Linked DNA regions of Homo sapiens: region 2 is linked to region 1. Evidence: chromatin loops called from intact Hi-C (ENCODE). Cell type or tissue: B cell. All regions are shown on one strand. Links, peaks and the distances in the headings refer to the core of each region. The heading gives the core; the rest is flanking DNA. Region 1 holds the start of PDE6D (phosphodiesterase 6D). Region 2 holds the start of LOC105373928 (a long non-coding RNA gene).

Region 1 (14,691 bases), core at 4,163-12,162:
CTTCCAAAAAACAAAAGCAGGAATGCCTGTTTAAGAATCCTAAGTAAGGCCGGGCGTGGTGGCTCACGTCTGTAATCCTAGCACTTTGGGAAGCCAAGGTGGGCAAATCACTTGAGCCCAGAAGTTCAAGACCAGCCTGGGCAACATAGTGAAACCGTTTCTCTACAAAGAAAAAATACGAAAATTAGCTGGGTATAGTGGTGCACACCTGTGCACCCAGGCACTCAGGAGGGTGAGGCAGAGGATCATCTGAGCCTGGGAGGTCAAGGCTGCAGTAAGCTATGATAGCACCAGCCTGGATGACAATGAGACCCTGTCGCAGAAAAGAAAAAAAGAATCCTAAGATAATCAATAGGACATTATATTCATTTAATCCATTCAGGATAACAATACAAACTCTCAAGAGTCCATGCATGAGGAAACAAGCTACCAATCACAATCTACATGAAACTGGGCTTTATGAGTGGTATGTCTGGTTGCTTTCCAAGACTTTGGGTTGTCAGACAAAACCTATATTATGGGAAATAATAAACCTCAAATTCATTTTTAACATTTGGCCAAGGCAACTGTACCAGGGAATACTGACTTTCAAGAGAAGTTCTACAGTCGACTTTTCTTAATATGTCTACTATTCTTATTCTTTATTCTAAGTGAGTAAATAGAAGATGTAAAGCCAACTGTTTTTTGATTGGAAGCAAAGTCAAGGATTAAGGTACTATGAGAAAGAAGATACAGGGATTCCAGGACCAAACTATGGGAGAAGAAATGTAAGAAAACAAGTGAAAGATGCTTTCAGAAACCTTCTGAGCCCAAACTCTTTTTGCTAACCTGCCATAAATTAGAATGAGATTCATTTTCTAGACAAGATAAACATGAGGTATATATCAATGCTTATTGAATCATTTATTCAGAGGCAAAATGGAAATACGATAGTTTTTCAGTAAGAAAATATAACTAGAATGAAGGCATTAGTTATATCTCAGAGAAATAAGTAGCTTTACAATCATATTAACACTATTGTCATTATTATTATTATTATTATTGAGATGGAGTCTCACTCTGTTACCCAGGCTGGAGTGCACTGGCGTGATCTCGGCTCACTGCAACCTCCACCTCCTGGGTTCAAGCAATTCTCCTGCCTCAGCCTCCCGAGTAGCTGGGATTACAGGTGCACACCACTACGCCTGACTAATTTTGTATTTTTAGTAGAGACGGGATTTCACCATGTTGGCCAGGCTGGTCTTGAATGCCCAAACTCAGGTGATCCACCCACCTCGGCCTCCCAAAGAGCTGGGATTACAGGCATGAACCACTATACCTGGCCTGTCATTATTATTAGTAATTATTAATAAAATGAATGGCAGCAGATATTACTATATGCCAGGCCCTGAACCAAACATCTTTTATGCAGTTTCATTTAATTCTCAAAACAACCCTCTGATAATATGAGATACAGATGCTGAGGCTCAGAGTCTGAGTGTTCTGTTGAGAGTCACAATAGCAGAGGCAGTAAGTCTAAACCTTGGAAGTGAGCCCATACTCTCAACCACTGTGCTATATACTCTACTGCAGTAATGTGTAAACATTTGATAGATACCAATTACTTTCTACAGACACTACACACACACACATAAACCAAATGAGAGTGCCCCTTTCCCTCAATGTTGTGAACACTGAATATTATCTTTTTTTTTTTTTGAGACTGAGTCTCTCTCTGTCACCCAGGCTGGAGTGCAGTGGTGCAATCTCGGCTCATTGCAACCTTGGCCTCCCAGGTTCAAGTGATTCTTCTGCCTCAGGCACCCTAATAATAGCTGGGATTACAGCTGTCCACACCATGCCCAGCTAATTTTTGTATTTTTAGTAGAGACGGGGTTTCACCATGTTGGCCAGGCTGGCCTCGAATCCCTGACCTCAAGTAATCCGCCCACCTTGGCCTCCCAAAGTGCTGGCATTACAGGCATGAGCCACTGTGCCTGGCATCTTTTTTTTTTTTAATAAATTTTTATTTTTATTTTTTTTGAGACAGAGTCTCACTCTGTAGCCCAGGCTGGAGTGCAGTGGTGTGATCTCAGCTCACTGCAACCTCTGCCTCCTGGGTTCAAGCAATTGTCCTGCCTCTGCCTCTTGAGCAGCTGGGATTACAGGCGTGTGCCACCAAGTTTGGCTAATTTTTTGTATTTTTAATAGAGAGGGAGTTTTGCTATGTTGGGCAGGCTGGTCTCAAACTCTTGGCCTCAAGTGATCTGCCCACCTTGGTCTCCCAAAGTGTTGGGATTACAGGCGTGAACCACTGTGCCTGGCCTAATTTTTAATTTTATTTTCGTACAGTGCCACTTTCAGGATATACATATATATTATCAATCTTTTAAATCTGTGTCAATTAATTGGGAAGAGATAGTCCATTATTATTATTATTGACAGGGTCTCACTCTGTTACCCTGGTTGGAATGCAGTGGGGCACAGTCTTGGCTCACTGCGACCTCCACCTCCCAGGCTCAGGTGATCCCCTCACCTCAGCCTCCCAGTAGCTGGGACCACAAGCATGCACCACCACACCTGGCTAATTTTTGTGTGTGTTTTTTTTTTTTTTTTGTAGAGGCGGGGTCTTGCCATGTTGCCTAGGCTGGTCTCAAACTTCTAGGCTCAAGCAATCCACCCACCTTGGCCTCCCAAAGTGCTGGGATTACAGGCATGAGCCCCTGCACCCGGAAGATAGTCTATTATTTTAACAAGGTTGAGCATGTCCTCATTTATTCATTGGTCATCTGCTTTTTCTTCTAGGAACTGCTTGTTCATATCCTTTGTCCACTTTGAGTTAAATGCTTATCCTATTGATTTGTAGGCAGCCATTTATATTCTGGATATTATAATATCTGACGTATAAATGAATTAAATAAATAAATGGAGACAATAAGCCAATATTAAAAAAAAGCTACATTACTACTCTGTATCTTATACCAAAGAAAATTCAGATGGATTAAAGATAATGAAATCATAAAAGCATAATTCATTCTTATGGAAGTCTGTCAGTTTCTTGTTAATTTAATAAAGTTATATTTTTATGTTGATGAAAAAGCTATTCAAATAGGCAAAACAGTAGATACAGACTATACTAGAAAGCTAGTATAAGAGTACTGTGACAAATGCTAGGTGCAGTGGCTCACGCCTGTAATCCCAGCACTTTGGGAGGCCTGAGGTCAGGAGTTCGAGACCAGCCTGGCCAACATGGCGAAACCCCCTCTCTACTAAAAATACAAAAATTAGCCGGGCGTGGTGGCAGGTGCCTGTAATCCCAGCTACTTGGGAGGCTGAGGCAGGAGAATCGCTTGAACTCCGGAGGTAGAGGTTGCAGTGAGTTGAGATCACATCACTGCACTCCAGCCGGGGTGACAAGAGCAAGACTCCGTCTCAAAAAAAAAAAAAAAAAAAAAAGAGTACTGTGACAAATCTGTCAGTGAAAGCAACTGAAAGTAACTATCTTTGGAAATCATAAACATGGTAAATCTATTATTAAGTGAACAAAGTAAGTTACAAAGTGATATTTACAATTCCATTTTTATAAAAAACACATTAAACATTAGCTACATTAGAAGGCTATATTAAATAATATTTACAAAGGTCACTCTAGGTGGCTGGCGTTTGTAATAGGAAAATTAAATAGAATTTTAAAAAATGCATTGCTTTTGAAGATATTCCTTCTAAACAGACATAAAGCTGGTTAAGCTTCTGGAAAGAAGGGACTGTAAGTTATTCATTTTTGTATCCTTCAAGTGTAGAGTGCCCTATACATAATAGTCACCCAACAGACCTTTGTTGAAGGAACGAAATGGGAAACGTGGGATTTACAAACATCAATCTCTATGTCAGCTGCTTAAAATAATCAAATCCAAAATATTTGCAGGAGAATCATATTGTTCCCCAAGTAACATTTCATTCATAACATTAATTTACAATTAGGAAATGTTATGCTTTTAACAAACAAGAAAGAAATGCAAGGTTCTTAATGTGTATGAGAGCCTTGCATTTCTTGAGAGGTAGTATAGCGCCACAGTCCAGTATAGCTCTTAACCACTATGCTATATTACCTTGTATGGATCTAGGGATCCAGGAAAATACAAATCGAAACAATGTGTTGTCCAAACTGGCAAAAATAAAAAAGATTGACCTAGTCAACGTGGAAAACTGAGTACTATCAACACTGTTGGCAGGAGATCATAATGGTGCTCTTTTTGTAGTGATAAACTCTTCTCACAAAAACAGATACTCTGAAAGAGGTAGGGTGAGATGGGGTGAAGGTGATACAAGAATAAAATCTTATAAGATTTTGTTTTTGAAACAACTGATGGCAAATACAAAGCTTCTACTGAATTCACTCAGACCATGCCTAATTTATGCATACAGTATTCACTTTTATGCAGTATCTTTAAATTTTTTTTTTTTAGAGTTGGGGGTCTCGCTATGTTGGCCAGGTTGGTCTTGAACTCCTGGCCTTGAGCAATCCTCCCACCTAGGCCTCCCAAAGTGCTGGGATTACAGGTGTGAGTCACCATGCCCAGCCAAGTCCTCATGTTTCTATCTACTATGGGCATATGGGCAAGCTTCCATGTGAACAAAAGGGGCACATATTTGTAGGGACCTTAAACACACATATTATGTTAGTCACAGACCATTCTATTGTAAACTATACTAAATCATATTATAAAGCTATAATAATTCAATCAAATGTGTATAGGTACAAGAAGAGACAAATAGATCAATGAAACAGAAATAATCCAAAAAAAAACCTATGTCTTATGAAAATTTAGTATATGACAAGGATGGCATTTCAAAACAGTGAGGAAAAGATGGACTAACTACTTAGTAAATAGTACTGGAACTATTGGCTATCCAAACAGCAGAAGTACTTAGATGTCTACCACATACCAAATGTGTAAATACGTTCCAGGTGGATTAAAGAGCTAAACATTGAAAAGAGAAGAAAAGATAGGATATTTAGTTAATCTTGGGATAAGAAAGATCTTTTTAAACAAGATACAAAATGCAAAAGCCAGATGGCAAATATTAATAAATTTGAGGCCAGGCACGGTGGCTCATGCCTGTAATCCCAGCACTTTGGGAGGCAGAGGCAGGCAGATCATGAGGTCAGGTGTTTGAGAACAGCTTGGCCAACATGGTGAAACCCCATCTCTATTAAAAATACAAAAATTAGCTGGGCATGGTGGCATGCACCTGTAATCCCAGCTACTCAGGAGGCTGAGGCAGGAGAATTGCTTGAACCTGGGAGGCGGAGGTTGCAGTGAGCCAAGATTGCGCCACTGCATTCCAACTTGGGCAACAGACCAAGACTCCGTCTCAAACAAATGAAATAAAATAAATTTGAAATGACAATTTAAAAATTCTGTTCAACAAAAAAGGAGACAATACATTGAAAGAAAATATTTGCAAAATACATAATAGGCAAAGGATTGATATTACAATATGTAAAGAACATCTACAAATAAGAAAAATAAACAATAGTAAAATGGGCAAAAACAAAATTAACAAACAATTTACAGAAGAAAAAGAAATGGCCAAATAGAAGAGATGTGCAACTTCTCTAATAATAACAAGAATAACACTGGCTAAAGCATAATGCTCACTGTGGATCAGGTGCTTTTCTAAATGCTTTAGATATCAACTCATTTACTCTTACAGCCCCATGAGATAGGTACTATTATTTTCCCCATCTTACAGATAAGAAAATTGAGGTGAGGTTAAAGCAGTTGCTCAGGGACACACAACTAGGAGCGCAGGGCTGGAATTCCAATGCAGGCAGTATAGAGACATAGTCCAGTATAGCTCTTAACCACTATGCTACATTACCTTTTCATGGATCTAGGGATCCAGAAGAATACCAATTAAAACAATGTATCATTTGTTATCCAAACTGGCAAATAAAAAAGACTGACCTAGTCAACGTGGAAAACTGAGTACTATCAACACTGCTGGTGGGAGAACATAATGGTGCTCTTTTTGCAGTGATAAACTATTCTTACAGAAACAGATACTCTGAAAGAAAGTTCAGAAAATCTATTTACCCAATAAAAGGTGGACAATAGTCAGTTTCTTACTAAAACATTAATTTTACTTTTTCCTGAAGGTAGTAGCATATCTTAACATTCCTGCTTTTCTTTTCTCTCTTACTCCACAAATGCCCAGTAAAGGCTACCAGAGGATGAGCACGCCACTGCTCTCATGCTAACTTTTTGATGTGGCTGCTTCCCTTGTGCTTCAGGATTTAATCAGCTCAGGTCAAGCTTTTCCCAAAAGCCTGTTTCTGGATGCACTAACATCACTGAATCGGTTGATTCGCTTTTCCTTCCAGTGGGCTGACACAGATTCTGCTTTCTGAAACTCTTTTCCGTATTTGTCTCTTATCCTCTTTCTCAACAGGTTCAAGAGCTAAGACTGAAGGTGAGAAGCTCAAACTTTTCTGCTTTGTTCAAAAGCCATTAAAAAGGCCTTTCTTCTTTTCAGCAATACGGTATTTCCAATCAGATGAAAACGTTGCTTCTGAAATCTCTCAATTCTCCAGTTTCCGGTTTACTGTCTACAAAGCATGTTAAGTAGCAATATTATTACATTGTTAGATGTTAATAGTATAAATTATTTGAGGGAAAAATAAAATCCATGTCATAGCTTTTCCAGCACTTCAGTCATCCCTATATACCTATTTGATCCATTATGGAGAGAAACACAGAAAGGCACATGGAGCTATAAAAGAGGCTGCTACTAAACCAAAACATGAAAGTACTGAAAGTTTATCACAGATGGTAGTATGCAAAGGTGATACAGCCTTTAGTTTTTTTAAAAAGCATAGATCAATTTCCATTCGAAAAATCTCACTTGTACATCCAAAACTTCCTTTTTGCACTGTGGTCTAAAATGTATTACCAACTTGGTTTCTGATTATAGCAAAGCAATTAAATTTGCAAGCGTGACATGGACATTGTGAAAACGCAACAGAATACCAAGAAAACAGTGCTTTACTAAACCTCCAAGGGAGGAGCCCTGAAGTGGTGACTACCTTTTCACTGAGGGAGCAATTTAAGAACGTTCGTACTATAGATTACAGATAGGATGCATGAAGAGATTAAAGTTGGCAGGAGAATGGAAAATTTGAATATCCAAGTTTGCATTTTTTCATCTGCATCATATGGTGACAGACTAACACACTCCACGAAAACACAAAGCTTCCTTACGGAGAGGATGCAAAAGGGGCACCACAACAGGCCCGAGGCAATGATTTCTCTACCCCACTCTATCCTACCGTGGCCCCAGCGACATCACACCATTGCTGGACAGCTCCACCACAGCTAGGCATAACCGCACCGACAGGAGCGAGCAAAGACACCTCGGCTAGGAGTCCCAGCGCGAGGCACCCCACACCTAAGCCTATGGTCCTCATCTTGCTGGAAAGAAAACTGAGGCGCTGAGGGGGAAGCAGTGACCAATGCCTGAGAAGGCCAAGAGTGTTAAGACGAGGTCGATCTTGGACTTCTCTTTCCCCACCTCCCCCAACTACTCCAGTCCTGGAAGAAGCCACAAGTTTGGAAGAGAAGTTGTGGAAACCAGACGGGGGTGGGGTGCGGTGCGGTGCGGTGGGGGACCTGAGAGAGTTTTAAAAGCACTGGTATTTGTCCCACACAAGGTCGCCCGCTCCAAGTCACTGTTCCCCGCTCCCCGGGTAGGCTTATAGCCAAAGAGGCTTCTAGGCTTCGAGATCAGCCCACCGCGCCCCCTCAGCCCTTCTCCGCGGGCCGCAGCCCCATCCCGGCCTCTGGGTCCCGGCCGGGGATCGGAACCCAGCCGGCTTCTCCGACAGCGTTTCCGACGCCCGGCACCTCTCGCAGCCCCGTCCCCCAGGCTCCCCCGTCTCCACCCGCCACCCCCCGGCGCTCCCGTCAACGTCCCCTTCCTCCCTCAGGACGCCCCTTGGGGCGCCTCTCGCGCCGGGTCCCGCCGGGTGCTCGGCACGCTGTTCCTTTCCTCTCCCCTCCCGCGGCCCTTCTTCTGTGGGGCCCACCTGGCGCGGCCCCCGCCCCCGGCCAGTCTCCTCAGTGAGCGGCCGCCTCCCAAGTCCTCCCGGCCCCGCCCCGCTCCCGGACGGATACAGTTTGAAGCCCCTCAGGATCTCCCTGGCCCGCTCGTCCTTGGCTGACATGATGCGGCGGTCGCCGCCCGCGGCTTTCTCACTCTGGTCGGCGGAGCCTCGCAGACGGTGCCCAGGAGCCGAGGATGGAGCCGCAGCCCGGCTTGGAGACCTCGGGCTAGCAGCCGCAGCGGCCAGACCAGGACCGGCCTCTCTCTCCCCTCAGCTCCCGCTTCTGATCCCTTCTCCTTCCCCCTAGCCTCGCAGTGCCCTCCTGGAACCAATGGAAAGCCAGCCTTGGCGATTGGCATCTCAACCAGCCAGTAGGAGCGCGCAGCGGCTTCGCAGGGGGACTGTTAACGTCAATGGGAAGGGCCCTCCCCGGGAAGTCCCATAGGACACAATATTCATCTGGTGTTGTTGCCTAGAGTTTGTCCCAGCGGAGGGTTGGCTTCGGATCTGCAGAGGCTTTAGGGACCTGCTCCAGCCACTGAGCACACTAGCCGTCTGAGACGGCAGCTGAGTTGCACTGTGCGACGCGACAGAGACTACATTTCCCAGCATTCCAGCGGCGCACTCGGGGGACCACAGATCCCAGCGCACCACAAAGAGGCCCGGGGACTACAAATCCCAGCATCCCCTGCACTCGGTTCCTCTGTAACTTAGACTCCAGTGTGCCGCGCAGTGTGCGCAAATTCACAAACCCGCCCGCTGAGTTGGTCGTTTCGGAATCCCGAGACTTGAAACCCAACGGGAAGACCCTTCTCACCCTCAAAAGAAGATGACAGCCCGCAGAGAGTTAACTTCTGTTTACATGGAACTCAGACATCTGCAAATCATGGTAAGGCTGCAAACAACAAACAAAAACACTGATTAAACCGTGAAAGAGAACAAAATGACTTCTTCAAATCGTGCTTGTTTGTTGGTCTGAGGCGCCTTTTACATGTATTTCAGGGTTTTTTGCTGTATTCCTGGTTTGCACCGGGAGAGCTATGGATTGTATACTCAGAATATCAAAACATAAAGGGACTTTGCTAATCTATCCCCTGTTGTTACGTATGAGGAAATTGAGGCCCAGAGAGGCGAAGGGATTGGCCACAGATCACAGCAAGTTCGGGCAGAGTTAGAATTCAGCCCTAAGTCGGCTGACTTGCAGTCTGGACTCTTTGCACCACACTAAGGAGGTGATATTTTTAGCAGCATGGCAATGTGAATTATTCTCCTTGAACGGTTTTCCTATCCACTGTTGAAACACCCAGAATTAGGTAGCATTTATTTGGTGGATTTCTTGCGAGTGAGGGAGTGTGATATTTATTTATTTTCAGCCTAGGTAGGATTTGGTGTTTTGTTTTTTGCCACTCAAGGTGACATTTAATGTGATTTCAGGAAGTAGGTAAAATTACAGTGTGAGCCACGGTTTCCTTGGAAACCTCCTCTGTCCTTCTCTTGGCCTTCCTTCCTCTGCCTGTCCCCACTTTCACCCATCTGGGAACTCACCCAATTTTTTCTTCCATGTAATTCAACAAATATCTTTTCAGCCTGTTATTTGTCAGGCACTGAGTGGGTAAAAGGTGAAGGACATGGTCACTGCCACCAGGAAGATGAACATATATTTAGGGAAATAAGGAGACTCCACTGAGATTCAAGATGGAGTGTGATAAAATGGCATAAAGAAATGACATCAGAATGCTAAGGAGGCCCTGATGAAAAGGTTCATTGCAGCTGGCAAAACTTTAATGGACAAGGTGGCATTTGAACTTGAATTTTTTTTCCATGTTAAAAAAGTTTTTTTTTTGTTAATGAGGTGTAACATACAGTATGGGAACAATTTTCACATAGGTATACACCCCTGTCGCCACTACCCAAATCAAGATATAGAACATTTCTAGCACACTTAGTGCTCCCTCCCAATCAGTATTACATCCTTACATATTGAGATAATCACTCTTCTGACTGTATCACCATAGATCAGTTTTCTCTGTTCTTGAATTCCAGTTAAATATAATAATACAGTATGTACAGTATGTGTCTGGCTTTTTTACTTTATCAGTATTTTTGTGAAATTCATCCATGTTGTGTGTAGCCTTTTAATTGCTGAATAGTATTCTGTTGTATGTTTATACCACAATTTATCTTTTCCACTGTTGGCGGGCATTTGGGTTGTTATTTTTTGGACTATTATTAGCAAAGCCGTAGTGAGCATTCTTACATGTTTCTTTTTGTAGACACTTGCACACATTTCTAGGAGAGGAATTGCTAGTGTGTAGGGAGGGTATGCACATGATCAGTGATAGTAGACATTGCCAGTTTTTCAAAATGATTGTACCAATTTACGCCTTTGCCAGCAATATGAGAGAGTTCTAGGTGCCTCTTATCCTTGTCAACACAAGAGTTTTGTTGTCAGTCTTCTTAATTGTAGCCGTTCTGGCTGAATGTGGTATCTCATTAAGGTATTTATTTGCATTTTTCCTGATGTTGAGCACCTTTCAATGTGCTTGTTGGCTAGTTGAACGTCCTCTTTCGTGAAGTGCCTGTTCTTTTCCCAACTTTTAAAAATTGGGCTGTCTTCTTATTGATTTGTAGTTCTTTACAGTCTGGATATGGAGTTCTTTGATATATGCTTTGCAGATATCTTTTCCAAGGCATGGCTTGTCTTTTCACTCTCTTACTGGTGTCTTTTGAAACAAATTATATTTTTGAGGGATGGGGTCTCTGCTGTGTTGCCCAGGCTGGAATGCAGTGGCTATTCACAGGCACCAGCATTGCCCACTGCAACCTCGAACTCCTGGGATCAAGTGATCCTCCTGCCTCTGCCTCGCAAGTAGCTATAGTAAGACTATAGGTGTACTCCACTGCATCTGACAAGCAGAAATTCTTAATTTTAACACAGTGCAATAGTTCCGTGCTTTTTATTATGGTTAGTGTTTTTTGCATTGGATTTCAGAAATCTTTGCTTTTAGAGTTGGCAGGTTTTTTACAGGCTGATAGAAGAGCATTCCAAAAAAGAGCAAGCTTGAGCATAGGTGTGGTGTCTGAGAGGGAGGGTGTAAGTTGTGCCGGGCATGGGAGTTTGGACTGAGAAGGGGGAGGGGGTGGGGTGCGACAAAGCTGGAGTTAGGAGGGAGGCACACTTTGAAGGGCTTTCAGTGCAGCCACTGCCTGGGCGTGGTGGCTCACGCCTGTAATCTCAGCACTCTGGGAGCCAAGGTGGGAGGATCACTTGAGATCAGGGAAGACCAGCTTGAGCAACATAGTGAGACCCCATCTTTAAAAAAAAAAAAAGGAATAAATTTGCCGGGTGTGGTGGCACGCACCTCTAGTCCTAGCTACTTGGGAGGTGGAGGTGGTAGGATCCCTTGAGCCCAGAAGTTCAAGGCTGAGGTGAGCTATGATAGTGCCACTGCACTCCAGCCGCGGTGACAGAGTAAGACTCTGTCTCTTAAGGGAAAAAAAAACCAAAATACTAAATCCAAATTGCAGCCATGGAGTCTGGACATTGTTCTAGAGGAAGTAGAGGCATTGCTGGAATTTCTATGAAGTCACACTAAACTCACTTGTCTTCCTCTCACTCTCATATTTGTCCCTCCTCTTCCATAGCCCTGTTCACTTAACACTAGCTCTAGACAGCTCTGGCCTCCCAGCGCAGAATCCTGGGTGTTATGCTCCCTCCCTCTCCTTATATTCAACTGGTCACCAAGTCTTATAGATTCTATAGTCTAAATGTCTCCAACAGTGTCCCTTCTTTTTCATCCCCAATTGCCACTACCTTTGTTTTTGTTTGTATTTTTGAGATGCAGTCTCAGTCTGTTGCCCAGGCTGGAATGCAGTGGCGCAATTTCGGCTCACTGCAACCTCCACCTCCTGGGTTCAAGCGATTCTCATGCCTCAGCCTCCAGAGTAGCTGAGATTAGTAGTGCATCACCATGCCCAGCTAATTTTTGTATTTTTAGTAGAGACAGAGTTTTGCCATGTGGCCCAGGCCGGTCTCGAACTCCTGACCTCAGGTGATCTGCCCACCTTGGCCTCCCAAAGTGCTGGGATTACAGGCGTGAGCCACCGCGCCCGGCAACACAATCTCTTATCTAGAATAAATCGGTCACCTCACCGGAGGTTTTCCCTGCCTCCAATTCTCTCCACATCCAATCCACTCCTATAGCACCTAGCATGATCACTCTAACAAGGCAATTATTCATACCTCTCCTTAGCTTAAAAAGCCTAAGTAATTCCCCAGTACCTGGCATGTGGATTCCAAGACCTTTGATGACCTGACTCCAGCTCTGTACCCCTCATTTCTCACTCTTGAAAACCCTGGGGTCAAACCACTCTGGGTTTCTTTTTGACATCAGTATATGCTGCACAGTGCGAGCCTCTGTGACAATGGGCACTACCCCCCTTTTTTCCCCTTTTTGTCTGTTTTTTTCTTCCCCAACCTCTTCTGTGCTTCCAAAGTGTTGTCATATCTTCCCCATAGCATTTAACACATTGGAGCTTTTGAGGGTAAGAGCTTTGTTTTATCTTCATATAACTTTTCAGGACATAATAGGTGCTAAAGAAATGTTTTTGAATAAATGAATGAGTTGGTTGATGCTAGGCTCCTTTGCATTTGTCCTGTCTCATTTCTGCATTCTAACGCACGATAGGCAAATAGGGCTGTTTTTCTCTCTCATTTTCAAGACCTGAAAGACTGTGGTGTATACAGGAATCAGTTTAAGTGTTCAATTATGTGGCATTTCTTAGCCATCTTCCCAGGGGAGTTGGTAAGCACCAGATGCAACTCTATCAATGACATTTTGGTCATAGAACCATTGTTGGCTTAACCCATCTCTTGCTTATTTTAAAACATTTTCTGAATAGAGGTCAAGAACATCGTCTTCGGCCTCAGATAGCCTGGGTTTGACAAAGATAGCAAGCTTTGTCACTTTCTGACTTTTGGACTTAGTTAACTCACCTGAAAAATGGGAACAATAATACAAGCCACAGTTATGAGAATTCAACGAGATAATGCATGTACAGCACCTGGCACATGGTAAAACGCTCAATAAGTGGTAGTTAGTAGGCTTAATGTATCTCGGTGCCCAGGGGTAGCGCAGTAGCCATGGGGAGCTCCTGAGAGAGAAAGCACAGCCTAAGGGGAGGATTTGGGGCCCGGGATGGCGATGGCGACGGTTGGGCTGCAGTACCGTCTAGGCCGCATTCCTCTCCTTGGGCCCCTAGCCACCCCCTCCCCGCCTGGTTCCCGGGCTGCAGACTCTTCCCCGCCCCCTCGCTCCCACTTCCCCACCGGAGGTCGAAGGCTGTAAACGCGGCGGGTGGAACCTTGTGTGGGCGGAACGCGAGTGCAGCGGTGGGAGGCTTCCGGGGGAGCTGCACGGGCGACGGGTCGGCGGAGACAGAAAAGCGCCGGACGCCGGGGTGATCATGGACGCTTGACAACCTGCGGGCAGGCGCCGGGAGGCCGAGCCAGCGACTAAGAGGACCGAGAGGTGGCGTGGACAGGTAGGAGCTAGCGAGAGGGTGGGCCGAGCGGGGCCGGCGCTCCAGGCTCGGCCAGACGATCCGGCTTAGAGCCCGCCGCCAAGGAAGCCCGCGGCCGTGCCCGCCCCGCCCCCGCCTTGGGGAGCGCGTCCCGCGGCTCCTCACTCCACGCCTGCGGCCCTGCTTGGAGCATACCGCCCACCGTGAGGTCTGCTGCAGCTTGCGACCCTCAGCTTCAGTGCTGTGGCTGCTTTCGCTCTCCCATCCCCAAAGGCTGCTCGTTTGCCCCTCTCCAGTCCATCCAAATAGCGCCCTCCCCTGACGGGAATTTATCTCCGCTCTGTGCCTAGCCTCTGGCCCTCCCACTCCAGAAGAAAGCGACTGTCTCCGTCTCTTTACATTCTCTGCGCCCACAGGCTTTGCTCCTTAAGCCGAGATTTTTTGAAGGGACAGAAGTTTCTCTCCATTTCCCTACCCCCTCTCCACCCCCACCTCCTAACATTGGGACTCTTTGCAGAGATCCCCATCTGTCTCTTCACACGGGTCCTCTTGGAAGGGCCTTTTCGCTCCTTCCCTCTTTACCGTCACCGACCCTCCTTTCTTCCCTACTCCTTTCCTTCTTCCTCGTATCCTCTCCCCTTCTCTTTTCCCTTTCCCTTCCGTCCTCAAACTCGTTGTTCCCCAGCACTTCATTGTTTTTCCTGTGTCTGGCCGGACCTTCTTAGGTAACCCTAAGTGAGGCGACATACTTGTTTCTCTAATACTGTGAAAGGGCAACTAATCTGTGTGCCTGCCAACACAAAACTTAGTTCCTCTTGCACCAAACTATTCTTCAAATTGTTCTTTGCTGCACTCTACTATACCGTTTTTCGTTCATTTTGTCACGCTGCTCTAATATGTATCATTCTTGGAGGAGAAATCTTACCTGGAACTCCTGTACACTCAGCGTGTAATTAGATTACACAATTGAGGGACCCTCCTGTACTTAATGTCTTCGGAGCGCTGATACAATATTTTCACTGTTTTCCCAAATCTTTTTATCGTTTTCTTGAGGTTTTTTTTTTTTTACACATTCTGAAGTC
Region 2 (14,691 bases), core at 4,530-12,529, 170 kb before region 1:
GGTGTGGGAAACAGGCCCCAGCCCTGTCGACTGAGGGTGAATGCACGAGTGAAAGTGACAATACATGGGTAAACTGAGGCAGGCGGCATCAGCCGTAGAGGAGAGAGGATGAGGTTCCAACCTGGGGTGTAAGAGAAACAAGATGCTACAGGAGCAGAAGGGCCATCAGCTGTGCTAAGATAAAGCAGGGACCTAAATTTGGGCCTGAGAGCTGGTCCAGGCCTGCCAGTGGCAGTGGCTCAAGACGTGGGGCGCTGTGACTGGGTCTCAGACCCAGTGATGCCACCAACCCAGGCTTCTCCCAGGCTCCTCCCCCAGTAGCACTCTGTCACTACAGGGTGACATCCAGGCCCTTCACGATCTGTCTCCAGGGAGCCACCACCTCCCCCAGCCCAACAGGCCAAGCACTGACATCCAAACCAACTGACTACCCAGGAGCCTGGGCATGCTTTGTCCGTCTGGCCCAGGGAGGCATCTGCCCATCCCTGTGAATAGCAGCGTCTCTCCTCAACAGTCAGTGACTGCCTTCTGACAGCCTGACCAGGGGGTCTGAGTGCGAGAGGCATCTGGCATCTCTGAAAAAGCAGCTCCAGCCTGGCTTCCAGGGCAGGGACTCTCCACTGCCAGATCTGCAGACTCTCCACCACCAGGGCGCCTACTGCAGTTGGGAAAAGCCTCAGATCTATGTCCTCTCCTGTCTGGGTGGAGCAGGCACCATGATCCCTGTTTCATGCACAAGGACATTGATGCGCAGGGACTACAGGACTTGTCCAAGGATGCACCCGAGCCCACGTCCCACCTAGGTTCCCCAGTCTCTCCCAGACAATCCCTCAGAAAACAGTCCTGGGCCCAGGAACCAGAGCTGCTGAGCAGGCCCAGCTACGTAATTTGTGGAGCCCAGTGCAAATTGAAAATTTGAGACCCTTTGTTAAGAAATTATGAAGAGGCCAGGCACAATGGCTCACATCTGTAATCCCAGCACTTTGGGAGGCCGAGGCAGGCAGATCACTTGAGTCCTGGCGTTCAAGACCAGCCTGGCCAATGTGTCGAAACCCTGTCTCTACTAAAAATACAAAAATTAGCCGGGCATGGTGGCTGGTGCCTGTAATCCCAGCTACTTGGGAGGCTGAGGCAGGGAGAATTGCTTGAACCCAGGTGGCAGAAGTTGCAGTGAGTTGAGATTGTGCCACTGCACTCCAGCTTGGGCGACAGAAGGAGACTCTGTCAAAAAAAGAAAAGAAAAAAAAAATTATGAAGAGGCTGGGCATGGTGGCTTATGCCTGTAATCCCAGCACTTTGGGAGGCCGGGGTGGGTGGATCACCTGAGGTCAGGAGTTCGAGACTAGCCTGGCCAACATGGTGAAATCCAGTCTCTACTAAAAATACAAAAATTAGCCAAGCATGGTGGTGCATGCCTGTAATACCAGCTACTTGGAAGGCTGAGGCAGGAGAATCGCTTTAACCCTAGACGCAGAGGTTGCAGTGAGCCAACATCATGCTACTGCACTCCAGCCTGGGCGACAGAGTGAGACTCTGTCTCAAAAAAAAAAAAAAAATTATGAAGGATTTCAAGACAATGTCAGAAGACCATCAAACTAAGGATGGGACCCATGTGACTGCACAGGTCATATGCTCATGAAGCTGGCCAGGATGGCAAGTCCAGGACACCAAGCCAGGCTCTTTCCTGGGCACCGTGCACCTCTTCCCTTGCTCAAGGTCCATCTGCTGGCCAGTTCCTGGGATTTCTCTGACCCGCCCACTCCACACAGGCTGGACGTCCAGGGCGTCTTCAGAGAGGTCCACTAGATATTAGGGGACGCTGCCCAGTACTTTCCCATCAAAGACCAAGACCACAGAACACTTCCAGAAACGCTTCCAGAAATGCTCAATCCTGCCAGCACTGGAAGTTTGCCTGCCTATTTTCAGCTGAAGAACACTTGCTCTTGAAGAAAATGTAGCAGGGCTGTCTACCTAAGGTGAAATGTACCAGCTGACAGATGAGAATCTGACACTGATCAACATTAAAACAATATATAAGAACAAAAGTCAAGGGCATGTTTGTGGCCTCCTAGAGTCCACATCATGCCCATGATTTGTCTCACTCTGCCCTCGGAGAGCCAGAGGAGGGAACTTCTGCCTTGGCCCACCTGGGTTTGTCCCCACCCTGGAGTCAGGCCATGTCCACTCCCCTTCCAGTCTCTGCTGGGGTCCCTGCATGCCCTATGCTCTCTTCCAGCTTGTCTGAATCCTGCCCTCCAGTCTGAGTGCCACGTGGGGGGCAGCTTGCTGGGATGCCCGATGCCCCACAGAACTGCAGGGCTGCTGGCCTCAGACAATATGGCCCTCCGCTGTCAGATCCCTCCAGAGATGGCCTCAACTGGAAGAAATGCCTCTCAAAAGCCCACATCTCCCTTTCTTGGGTTCACTCAATGACTGGCGAGCAGTGGCATCCTGATGAGTGACAAGGCAGGTGGAAAGATCCAGCCCTCTTGCCTCAACTCAGGACAATAATACAAGACCCACCGGGCGCAGTGGCTCACGCCTGTAATCCCAGCACTTTGGGAGGCCGAGGCGGGTGGGTCACCTGAGGTCAGGAGTTTGAGACCAGCCTGGCCAACATGGTGAAACCCCATCTCTACTAAAAATACAAAAATTAGCTGGGCGTGGTGGTGTGTGCCTGTAATCCCAGCTACTTGGGAGGCTGAGGCAGGAGAATTGCTTGAACCCAGGAGGCAGAGGTTGTAGTGAGCCGAGACTGTGCCACTGCACTCCAGCCTGGGTGACAGAGTGAGACACTGTCTCAAATTAAAAAATAATAATAATAATAATAATAAAGAGTAATACAAGACCATCCCTGCTCCAGAGCTCCCCTTGGGGTCAGCAGGGCCTTCCAAGTTCTCCCTCTGCCCCTCCTGTGCCTTCCCCCGGAGATGCTGACCCCAGGAGCACTCCCTGATGAACCTCCTGCCTGGCAGTCTCCCTCTCAGAGCTGGCTTTCTAGGAAAGCTGACCTGCCTCCACGAAGCCACGTCTCTCCTACCTGGGGCACCTGTGGGCGCCTCCCACCTCTTCAAATGCCCTGTAACAGTCATCCATTCAGCAGATCCTCACTGAAGGCCTACTATGCACCAGATGCTGTTCTGGGTGCTGACGGTAAAGCAAAATGAAGCAGACACCCCTGCCCTCATGGAGCTCAGGCCTGCAGATGAGCAGGCAAAAAGCAACCAAAAATTTAATGTGATGACGTTAAACATCATACCACAGAATGATACAACAGAGAATCTGATTGTGGCTGGGGGCACCTGCTTTAGAACAAACTTCCTCTGGGTCAAGAAGGGTCTCTCTGAGGAGCCACGTCTGAATCAGAGGCCAGTTCCTCGATAAGTTGAAAGATGAACATTAACCAGGCAAGTTCAAAGGCTCTTGGATGGGAAGGAAATTGAGGTGTTGGATTCAAGGGAACAAAAGTGAAGCTGATGACGGGAGATGAGGTGAGATGTAGGACCAGAGGGCCGGGGAGGTTGCCTCATGCTTGTAATCCCAGCACTTTGGGAAGCCAAGGAGGGCAGATCACTTGAGGTCAGGAGTTTGAGACTAGCCTGGCCAACATGGTGAAACCTCATCTCTACTAAAAATACAAAAAAAAAATTTAGCCAGGCATGGTGGCGTGTGCCTGTAGTCCCAGCTACTTGGGAGGCTGAGTCATGAGAATCACTTGAACCTGGAAGGCAGAAGTTAGAGTGGTCCGAGATCATGCCCCTGGGTGACACAGTGAGACTGTCTCAAAAAAAAGAAAAAAAGAAAAAAAGAAGCAGGACCAGAGGATGCAGGGCCTTGAGGAAGAATCTAGAAGAATCTAGCTTTTATTGTCAGTGAGGTGGGAGCGTCAGATGGTTCTAAGCAGGGCAGTCATGGAATCTTTTTTTTTTTTTTTCTTTTTGAGACAGAGTTTCGTACTTGTTGCCCAGGCTGGAGTGCAATGGCACAACCTCAGCTCACTGCAACCTCCGCCTCCTGATTCAAGCGATTCTCCTGCCTCAGCCTCCCGAGTAGCTGGGATTACAGGCATACGCCACCATGCCCGGCTAATTTGTATTTTTAGTAGAGATGGGTTTTCTCCATGTTGGTCAGGCTGGTCTCAAACTCTCAACCTCAGGTGATCCACCCGCCTCGGCCTCCCAAAGTGCTGGGATTACAGGTGTGAGCCACCGCGCCCAGCATGGAATCTTTACCTGTTTCAAGCCATCACTGGCGGTCAGACAGAAAATGAATTCATCACATGAAATACCTGCTGTTCGGCACATGAGCATTTCTGGAAGTATTTCTGGAAGTGTTCTATGGAATGGGTGTAAGGTTTTGGGTTTTGTTTTGTTTTTTTTCCCATTAGTTTTTTTTTGTTTTGGGGATGTTTTTAGAGATTGGGTCTCATGTTGCCCAGGCTGGACTCAAACTCCTGGGTTCAGATGATTCTCCCACCTCAGCCTCCCGAGTAGCTGGGACTACAGGTACGCACCACTGCACGTGGCTGAACATTAGCTTTAACCTGCATTTGTGCAATATCCTGTCTGCTGTTTAGGAGCTGGAGTCCAGCACTTGGACTTGTTTGGATCCCCAACTGCCTTGCTCTGAGTAGGTATTCAATGAACATTTGATGAGTTGATGCTTCTGTTTTAGCTATGATCTTCTGGGTTTGTTTTGTTTTGTTTTGTTTTTACACAGAATGTTGTCCAGGCTTGAGTGCAGTAGCACAACCTCGGCTCACTACAACCTCTTCGTCCCGAGTTCAAGTGATTCTCCTGCCTCAGCCTCCCGAGTAGCTGGGGCTACAGGTGCCCGCCACCATGCTGGGCTAAGTTTTTTGTATGTTTAGTAGAGACAGGCCTTCACCATGTTGGCCAGGCTGGTCTGGAACTCCTGACCTCAAGTGATCTGCCCACCTCAGCCTCCCAAAGCGCTGAGATTACAGGCGTGACCCACCTTGCTAGGCCTGATCTTCTGGTTTTGCTTCTCAAAGTGTGGTCCTCAGACCAGTATCCGCACCAGCTGGGAGCTTGTAGGAAATGGAGAATCCTAGGCCCCACCCAGGCCTACTAAATCAGAATCTGCCATTTAACAAGATCCCCAAGAAATCCTAATGAATGGTAAAGTTTAAGAAGCACTTCTAGAGGGCAGAATAACTCAAGGGCCTCCGAAAAACCCGTAACAGACAGCAGGAAGTGGGCAGGGGTTAAAAGAGAGGCAGCCCTTAAGCCCAGCTGGGATGGAAGAAGATTTTGATTGGAGGTAAGAGAAGGTACATTCCAGGCTAAGACAAGGCTGGGAAGGAGGAGGCAAGTGTGAGGGTGGAGGGCCAGTGGTCTGAAGCAGCCAGCCCCAGGGGCCAGCAAAATGAGGAGGTAGAAATTCCCAGAAAGGCAGGAGACACCAGTTGCAGTGGCTCACGCCTGTAATCCCAACACTTTGGGAGGCCGAAGCGGGTGGATCACCTGAGGTCAGGAGTTGGAGACCAGCCTGGCCAACATGGTGAAACCCAGTCTCTACTAAAATACAAAAATTAGCTGGGCATGGTGGCAGGCACCTGTAATCCCAGCTACTGGGGAGGCTGAAGCAGAAGAATTGATTGAACCCGGGAGGCGGAGCTTGCAGTGAGCTGAAATTGCACCACTGCACTCCAGCCTGGGAGACAGGGCAAGACTCAGTCTCAAAAAAAAAAAAAAAAAAAGGCAGGAGAAAGCTCTCTCAGAGAGCAGCCCCTCAGATGGCCAAACAAGACTGGGGAGTTAGGTGGTGTGAGGCTGAATTCTGGCTCTGCCTCCCCCTAGCTGAGTGACCTTGGGCAAGTTATCATACTTAACTCTCTGAGCCTCTACAAAGTGGGGATAATAATAGATGTGCCAGCTGTTGGGGGGGCAGGAAGATTAAATGAGATAACACATATAAAACGCTTGGTACAGGAGAAAGGTGGGGAGCGCTCAGTAAATGGTAACTGTGATGACGAATAAAGTGCGGGCTGGATTGGGAAGGCCAGGAGGGGGCACTGAAGGCTTTTGAGACGGGGAGTACTGCAGCCTGTGTTTTAGGGAGATAAATCCAGCGGGTGCACCAGAGACAAGGACAGGGGCATGGCCAGAGGCTGCGGGCAGATGGGAGGTTGGTGTAATAGGGGCAAGACATTGAGAGGTGCCTTGGAGCTCAGAGAGGGGGAAGCAGCTGCCCTGGGGCAGAGAGAGGCTGGGGCAGGATGGCTCTGGGCTTCTAGGCTAGGAGGTGGGCTGAGGGCAGGCAGGCTCTGGGAGAGACGTGCTGTGGGAAGTGTCTGGCTGGGGTGGGGTGGAGAGGGGGGCTTCAGGGGACAGCAGAGAGGGGAGGTCTGAGGCATGGGGAGGATCAGGACCAGAGTCAGAGAGAAAACTTTCAGCCACAGGGGTTTATGGATGCCTCAGGATAGGTGAGGCTGCTCCCAAGAAGGAGGTCCTGAGGGAGCAGGAGGTGAGCTCAGCTGCACACAGAGGACTCAGTTGGGGAGACTCCCTCAAAAGTGGCAGCCACCCTGAGTCACTAAGTCTGTGACTCACCTCTGGCAGAGAGGAGGCAGGACAAGTAACAAAGCTGGTGCTTCCTGGGATGTTATCTGTGGGCCAGTCCCTGGTTTGCAAATCCCTTCCGTGCATGAACTTATCTAAAGCCCTATGAGGTGGAGCTAGTACCGGCACTATCCCATACTGCAGATGGAGAAATTGAGGCCCTGTGCGGTGGGGGTTATTCCAGACTCTTCGGCCAGGACACAGGCATTTGGCTAAACCTAGTGTTTGTGGCAGGGTCTGTTCTGATTGGCCGATGCCTGTCCTACTGGTTAGTCAATGTTTTGAAGGTCACCCTGGTTACACAGCTGGAGGAGGCAGAATCCCAACTAACCCCTGGGGCTGGAGCCCTGGTCTGAACCAGGATCCTCTCTCCGTCTAGCGCCGCAGCGCACCTCAGGACAAGTAATGTGCGTCGAAGGGCTTTGGAAACTGCAAGGCACAGTATAAATAACAGGTTCCTTCATTCCTCCTGGGCAGGAACTTTGGCCTCAACAGTTCCTTCTTTGTTGAGGCCAAAGAAGCTGGGCCATGAGAAGGCAGAGGAAACGCTGCTGTGGGGAACCAGCATTCTCTCTGCTTACTCAACGGGGAAAGTGAGTCAGAAGGGAAGCCTCCCTGAGTGGAGCCCCATGGTCAGCCCCTGGGAGGTTCTCACGTGCCAGACGCCATCCGGCACTAACCAGGTTAGCCTGGACTTGTCCCCAGGGCCCGTCCAGGCTCTCCTGCAACTGGCCACCAGGGGGCGCCGCTCCCCCAGCCTTCCTCTTACTGAACCTACCCCCCACCACCCCCCCAACAACCTGCTCGCGAGAAACCAGGCCTTGGAAGGAGTCCCGGGGAGCAGGCACCAGAGACTTTGAAAAGTGGCAAAAACGCGGGAGATGCTGAGTGGAGGTGGGAGTTCGTCCCTGCCCCACTGGGAGGGAGAAGGGAAGGGGGGACGGAAACCTACATATACCCATTTTCAATTCCCAAACCAGCCCTGTGGAGGAGTGCCTGCTCCCATTTTACAGATGAGGAATTTGAGGCCCAAAGATGTTGGGTAAGATCAAGAGGCTAGGGACAGGCAGCGCTGCGTCATTTGCTTCCAAGGTCAGTTCCTAATGGGACCACAAGCAAATGCTAGCTCATTTGGCCCTGTTGCCTAGCGGGGTCTCCCCCCCCGCCCCCCGTTGATCCTATGTTCTGAGTCGTGGCCAACACCACAACCTATTCCCCCACTGTGTTCCAGCAACAATTCCAGCTGCCCCTTCTCCAACCTGAACTTTCTGGAAGCCTGGGCACCTGCTTCATTGTTTTCCAGGGACCCCCATCAGCCACCCATCCCACACCCTCCCCATCTGGGCAGAGCCGGGAGCCCCCTCTGCAGCCCTGTCCTGCTTGACATCCCTTCCCCACCCCAGGGACCCCGCGGGGTCAGGCTTTGCTCCTCGACACCCCACGGTAGGCAGCAGCACGAATAAACAATGGGACATTTGAACCAGGAAGAGCCTGTGGTTGAGGCCAAAACAGGCACCAAGGTTTTCTCTCAGCTCCTACCAACTCCTTTTATGGCCTCTGGGCCCAGTTCCTTCTTCATAAAAAGTCAGAACTGGAAAAGGCCTCGAGTCACTGGGTCCAACCTGAGCCAACACTTTCCTTTTCTATAGAAAAAACCCGTCGTGCTGCCTCCCCGGCTCCAGCCAGGTTTACAGCACCAGGATCTGGGCCGGCAGCGTCCTTCACCGGAGGGAAATTCTAACCCTGGGGCGGGACCTGGGCACGTCCGCCGGGGAGGCCCAGTCCCTGCACCTGTAAAATGGGGGGCGGGCCTAACCGTAGCTTCTTCAAAGGCCCCCCGCCCCCAGCTTGAGGTTCTGTATCTAGCCCCAGGGACCCGCCCTAACGAACATCTATTTCGGCCCCCTCTGTCCAACCGTTTCCTTCCCTCTGCCCTGAGAGCTGTAGGCAGCTCGCGTGTGTGGGCGCACGTGCGTGCAAGTGATCATGTGTGTGCAGGAGCCGGTGGCGGCCAGACGCAACTCGGCACAGGCGTCCGCGCCTGGCTCTGTGCGCGCCCCCGAGATGCCGGCCTCCCCTAGTCAACCAGGTGGCCGTGTGCAGCCCCGGGTGTGCTCCGCGGGTACCAGCCCGGGCCGCTCGCCCCTCGCGGCCGACAGCACGCGGTGCGCGGCATCTGGAACGTGGGAGCTTCTGGTTCCCAGTCCCGGAGACCAGCGCCCCCTCCCCGCCAGGGATTTTTTCTGCTCCGCGAGGCGCGCTCCGGGGCGGGGGCCGAGAGCAGCCCCGCCCGGGCCGGCCTGCTAGGGCGGCGAGTCTGCCGGGAGCGCGCCGCCCCCACCCAGGCGCCCCGATGGGTTTTTCCATGACTGCATCCGGCCTCGGGCCGCCTTTGTTCCCGCCGTCCCCGGCCTGCCCGCGAAGCGGCCCGCCTCTCCCTGCGCGCCTGGGATTTTCCAGGGCTCAATTGGAGCACTGGCGAGCCGCCTCCCCGCCCCCAGCCTCCCCTGCCCCGGCTGCCCCCGAGTCCTGTTTCAGGGATCCTAGCCCTCTCTCCAGACGCGCTGCTCTGTCCACTGTCCCCGCCTCCAGGACCTGCGTCCTCCCAGCCCCACATTTGTGCGCAAAGTTGACGGTCACCGGGCCCGCGCGCTTCGGCATCTCGCGAAGGCGCTGCCCGCGCCCTGAGTCCTTCCCTGGGGCTGTACGTTGGAAAGGACAGAGGTCTCCTCTGCTTCGCAGTTGCAAAAGGCTTCACGTTTTCACCAAGGGGCAGATGGGGCAGTAGGGGCCCTGGGAGGCCTGGTCCACCAAGGAGGGGGAACCCGCGCGCGCGCGCGCACGCACGTGGCCCGGCGCGCCCGGGAGACCTCCGTGTGATCACCGCGCGCAGCAGCTCCCGGGCGGAAACACCTCCCCCCTCCACGGGAAAGTGGGCTCAACCGGGGGCGGAAAGCGACACGGCTGGGGGACGACTACGTGCTCCCTTAACCCCCTTCCCGCTGTCAGTAAGGAAGTGGAGATAAACCGAAGAGAGGCCTTGGAGAAAGGAGCAGGGCGGGGTGAGGGAGTTGTGGGGGGATTATTTGAGAGTGAGGTCAAGCTCAAGAGCCCCAGGACCCTCTCAGATCCCCCGTGCCCGTGGGAACTGCGCGTCCGCCACCGATCCTGCCCGCGCCGGGTTGAGTTCAGTTTGTGTCTCCGCGCGCTGCGACTTTGCGCGCCTGGGGGCCTCCCAGCTATTGCCTGGCTATGCTGGCGGGAAAAGTGTAAGAAACGCTGTTTGCCCTGCAGGAGAAGCCAGATACGCATGGGGTGCTTCAGGCTGGGGAAAGGTGCCTGCCTCTGTGGGGTTTTTGGAATCCCAGGTGGCGCCCTTCCTACAGCCCGGCAGAAGGCAGCCATGCCTTCAGGTGGGGAAAGATCTGGAGGTGCGGGTGGGAGGAGGACGAAGCAGGAGGGACACCCGGATCCGCAAAGGGTCAGAGACCCAGAGCTGTCTTGCTGTGCCAAGTGAGAGGGAATGCCCCGTCGGCAGCTTTGAGCGCCAGCTCCCTGGCCTAACCAGTCATGAGGGAACGGGCAGGCTGCTCTGGAAGGGCCCTTCCTCCAGGTGTCCTCTTGATCAGCTTTGCCTGCTCTTTAAGGTGTCCCTGTGTCTCGGCCGCCTCCCCTCTCGACCCTCTTTTTTGCTCTCAGAGGCAGCACACCAGTCCCCATCCCCAACCATCCCAGGATGAGAATGTCTTGGTCCTGGCCGGGCGCGGTGGCTCACGCCTGTAATCCCAGTACTTTGGGAGGCCGAGACGGGCGGACCACGAGGTCAGGAGTTGGAGACCAGTCTGGCCAACATAGTGAAACCCCGTCTTTACTAAAAATGCAAAAAATTAGCCGGGTGTGGTGGTGTGCGCCTGTAATCCCAGCTACTCGGGAGGCTGAGGCAGGAGAATCGCGTGAACCCGGGAGGCAGAGGTTACAGTGAGCCGAGATCGTGCCATTGCACTCCACCCTGGGTGACAGTGCGAGACTCCGTCTCTAAATAAATAAAATAGGGCCAGGCGCGGTGGCTCACGCCTGTAATCCCAGCACTTTGGGAGGCCGAGGCGGGCAGATCACCTGAGGTTGGGAGTTCAAGACTAGCCTGACCAACATGGAGAAACCCCGTTTCTACTAAAAATACAAAATTAGCCGGGTGTGGTGGCACATGCTTGTAATCCCAGCTACTTGGCAGGAGAATCGCTTGAACCCTGGAGGCAGAGGTTGCAGTGAGCCGAGATCGCGCCATTGCACTCCAACCTGGGCAACAAGAGCGAAACTCCCTCTAAAAAAAAAATTAATTAATTAAAGGAATTAAAAAAAATAAAGCCTTGATCCCACACCTGGGTTCCCTGCTGCTCACAGGATAACTCAGATGCCCTTTGCCCTTGTAGAATTGGTGGGAGATTCCAGGAGCAGAGGCACAGCCCCTGGCTGGGGCCCAGCCCTGCCATAAGGGGAACTTTAACCGAGATACCTGCTTCCCTCCTCCATCAGTCCCCTCAACGCCATAGCAACAGAGGCCTTCAAGGTGCACAACTCCTCACCTAGTATGCTAACTGATATTGACTAGACCGATCAGACAAGCAGGCCCTCCTTAGACTCACCTAAAAATATTGGGGTGAGCAGGATGCCATCCAGTTCCCAAAATGATAGCACTCTGGCATCTCCTTTCTTCTTCCCTCACCTTGCACAGAGGAGTAAGTCATGTTTAAGATCTAGTCAATTCCGGTGGTGCCAATAGTAATGGTGCCAATTCAAGTGGTGTCAGATGGTTTCTACCTGTCCTCCCTGACCAGGGCCGGCCTTGGGGCAGCAGGAGAGAAAAAGAGCCCGTTGGCAGGTGCTTGATCCCAGTTGTGACTCCCATAAGGGGGCAAACATCAAAAGTTCTGTCACTCAGAGATGAGGTGATTGCACCACTAAATCCTATTTGCTGTTCCTTCATCCTCAGCTGTCATATCGACTGCTCACCCTTCAATCTCCATGTCCTTGCTCAGGCTGAGAATATTCTATTTTTGTTTTGGAGACAAGATTGCACTCTGTTGTCCAGGCTGGAGTGCAGTGGTGCAATCACGGCTCCCTGCAGCCTCAACTTCCTGGGCTCAAGTCATCCTCCTGCCTCAGGCTCCCTAGTAGCTGGAACTACAGATGCGTGCCAACACACCCAGCTAATTTTTTGGATTTTTAATAGAGATGGGTCTCACTATGTTGCCCAGGCTGGTCTCACTCCTGAGCTCGAATGATCTTCCAGCCTCGGCCTCCCAAAGTGCTAGGATTACAAGTGTAATCTTAAGTCCTGGCCTGAAGCATTATTCCTCTTCATCACCTCCCACCTACTCAAACATACACTTTCCAGAACTTTCCTTCTAGTCAGAATGTTTTCTCCTCCCTTTAAAGGCAGAGTTCGGGAAAGCAGAAACAAAGAGAAATGCTTTGATCTTGACGCATTCTAAAAATGGAATTAAACTTCCAATAGTGATAGCAAACAGTTAGTATTTGCTACTTGCCAGGCTGTTCACATATGTTAATTCATTTAACCCACATAACCACTCTGGGAGGTGGGCACCATTATCACTTCCATTTTAGAGATGAGAAAACAGGCACAAGAAGTGAAGCGACCTGTCCAAGGTCACACAGGCAGAGGCTCAGCTGGGAGTTGACCGCGGCAGCCTGGCACAGAGCCTGTGCTCCTATACTGTGCTAGTAAAGTGTTGCACAGGCATACTCAGGAAGTGGTGTTCATATACATAGCTCGTCTGTAGAGTAGGAGGAAAACAATAGGTGCTGGGGTTTAGGAGACATTTTTCTTGGGAAGAGTCACATTCGTAACGGCGATGTCTGCTGCAGTTCCCACTTTGTGGCTGTTACAGTTGTTTTATGGGTTTTTTAAATCACAGCTGTCAACTGAGAAATGTATGCCAGTCAGATCATTACCCTGATGGAAGAAAACTCCAAGTCCTTCCAGCAGTAATGTGCATCCTATAATATTTCTTCATTTCATATTTATTGACCCACTTGCCTGTGCCCAGTGCTGTAGCAGAGGCTCGGGGGAACATTCTTAGCAGGAAGAGAGCTCACTTCACCATCTTCTTGGGGAGACAACAAGTACATCCATGTAACAATGATACCTTCAGTTGCCAAAGGGAGCATTTCAATTGACCAGCAGCTAATATCTGATGAGGACCCGTGGCTGACCGACATGAAGGTGGGCTCATGATCCCTCTGGTCTCCATGCCCTTCTGAGACGCCCCCCATTGGGTGTGGGTGGGGCCTGTGACTTGCTTCTAACTAACAGAATATGGCAAAGGTGACAGGATGGATGTGACTATGTGTACGTTATATGAAATTGTAATGACAGTTTTGCTAGGATGCCTCCTTCCTTGTTGGCTTACGAGCAAGAAACTGATGCCCTCAGTCCAACAACCTGCTCGTAGCTGAATTCTGCAAACAAGTACACGAGCTTGGAAGAAGATCCTTCCCCAGTGAAGCCACAGATGAGACCCTAGCCCTGGCCTGCACCTTGATCACAGGCTTGGAGAGGACCCAGTTGAGCCATGCTCAGACTCCTGTAAGAAAATTGTGAGATAGACTGGGTGCGGTGGCTCACGCCTATAATCCCAGCACTTTGGGAGGCCGAGGCAGGCGGATCACCTGAGGTCAGGAGTTCAAGACCAGCCTGGCCAACATGGTGAAACCTCATCTCTACAAAAATACAAAAATTAGCTGGGCATGATGGCAGGTACCTGTAATCCCACCTACTTGGGAGGCTGAGGTGGGAGAATCACTTGAACCCGGGAGGGGGAGGTTGCAGTGAGCCGAGATGGCACCATTGCACTCCAGCCTGGGTGACAGAGAGACTCCGTCTCAAAAAAAAAAAAAAAAAAAAAAAAGAAAAGAAAAGAAAAAGAAAATTGTGAGGCCGGGCATGGTGGCTCACACCTGTAATCCCAGCACTTGGGGAGGCTGAGGCAGGTGGATCACAAGGTCAGGAGTTCGAGACGTGCCTGACCAACATGGTAAAACCCCGTCTCTACTAAAAATACAAAAATTAGCCAGGTGTGGTGGCACACGCCTATAATCCCAGCTACTCAGGAGGCTGAGGCAGGAGGATCGCTTGAACCTGGAACCTGGAAGGCAGAGGTTGCAGTGAGCCAAGATCTCGCCACAGCACTCCAACCTGGGCGACAGAGCAAGACTCTGTCTCCAAAAAAAAAAAAAAAAAAAGGCCAGGCGAGTTGGCTCACGCCTGTAATCCCAGCACTTTGGGAGGCCGAGGTGGGTGGATCACGAGGTCAGGAGATTGAGACCATCCTGGCTAACACAGTGAAACCCCATCTCTACTAAAAATACAAAAAATTAGCCGGGCGTGGTGGCGGGTGCCTGTAGTCCCAGCTACTCGGGAGGCTGAGGCAGGAGAACGGTGTGAACCCGGGAGGTGGAGCTTGCAGTGAGCCGAGATCACCTCCCTGCACTCCAGCCTGGGCGACAGAGCGAGACTCTGTCTCAAAAAAGAAAAAAAAGAAAGAAAGACAGAAAAGAAAAAAGAAATTTGTGAGATAATAAATATGTGTTTTTGTTAGTTTGTTTCATTTTTGTAGAGATGGGGTCTTACTATGTTGCCCAGTCTGGCTGTGAATTCCTGGACTCAAGTGTTCCTCCTGCTTCAACCTCCTAAGTCTCTGGGACTATAGGTGTGTGCACCCGCACCAAGCTAAGTGCGTATTGTTTTAACCCTCTACCTTTGTGGTGACATTCTTATGTAGCAACAGAGAACCAATATAGAGCCTATTAGGTAAAAAGTCCTCTGTGGGGCTGTTAGACGATACCAAAAAACATAAGGAAGCCAGCACTTCAGGAGCCTCCCAACAGTCAAGGTGAAAAAGAAACCACAGCATACTTTTACTATTTGAAAAAAGAAAATGTTTTCAAAGATTGAACCCAGACAGCCATAGTGGCTCTCGCCTGTAATCCCAACACTTTGGGAGGCCAAGGTGGGAGGATTGCTTGAGGCCAGGAGTTTGACACCAGCCTGGGCAACATCATGAGACCTCCATGTCTACAAAAATAA

What was found. Peaks named below come from ENCODE experiments on the same cell type or tissue, not always from the same donor. Only the 100,000 strongest peaks of a DNase experiment are listed, where the experiment ranks them.
Region 2: it touches region 1 in a loop (13-fold over the local background); 44 of 110 quality-filtered maps call a loop at or near these places.

What each region holds. Positions count from the first base shown.
Region 1 is chr2:231,772,909-231,787,599 of GRCh38, forward strand. It overlaps PDE6D (phosphodiesterase 6D), which reads right to left and starts at 8,374. Exons shown (of 5, transcript NM_002601.4): 1 at 8,157-8,374. The coding sequence starts at 8,206. COPS7B (COP9 signalosome subunit 7B) reads left to right here and starts at 13,537. Exons shown (of 7, transcript NM_022730.4): 1 at 13,537-13,630. RefSeq lists enhancers at 7,541-7,620, 8,171-8,400 and silencers at 7,564-7,787, 7,911-7,960, 13,175-13,254, 13,265-13,444, 13,535-13,794. In B cell, for the core only: no CTCF peak of the experiment used is centred there; DNase peaks (open chromatin) are centred at 7,503 and 8,573; H3K4me3 peaks cover 2,504 bases; H3K27ac peaks cover 2,097 bases.
Region 2 is chr2:231,605,408-231,620,098 of GRCh38, forward strand. LOC105373928 (a long non-coding RNA gene) reads left to right here and starts at 6,359. Exons shown (of 2, transcript XR_923987.2): 1 at 6,359-7,478; 2 at 7,565-8,178. RefSeq lists silencers at 1,837-2,037, 8,782-9,161 and enhancers at 6,882-7,131, 7,025-7,671, 7,672-8,317, 7,802-7,891, 7,902-7,951 and 4 more. In B cell, for the core only: CTCF peaks have their summits at 7,300 (motif pointing right), 7,502 and 8,839; DNase peaks (open chromatin) are centred at 6,584, 7,334, 8,524, 9,404 and 2 weaker places; H3K4me3 peaks cover 2,767 bases; H3K27ac peaks cover 3,177 bases.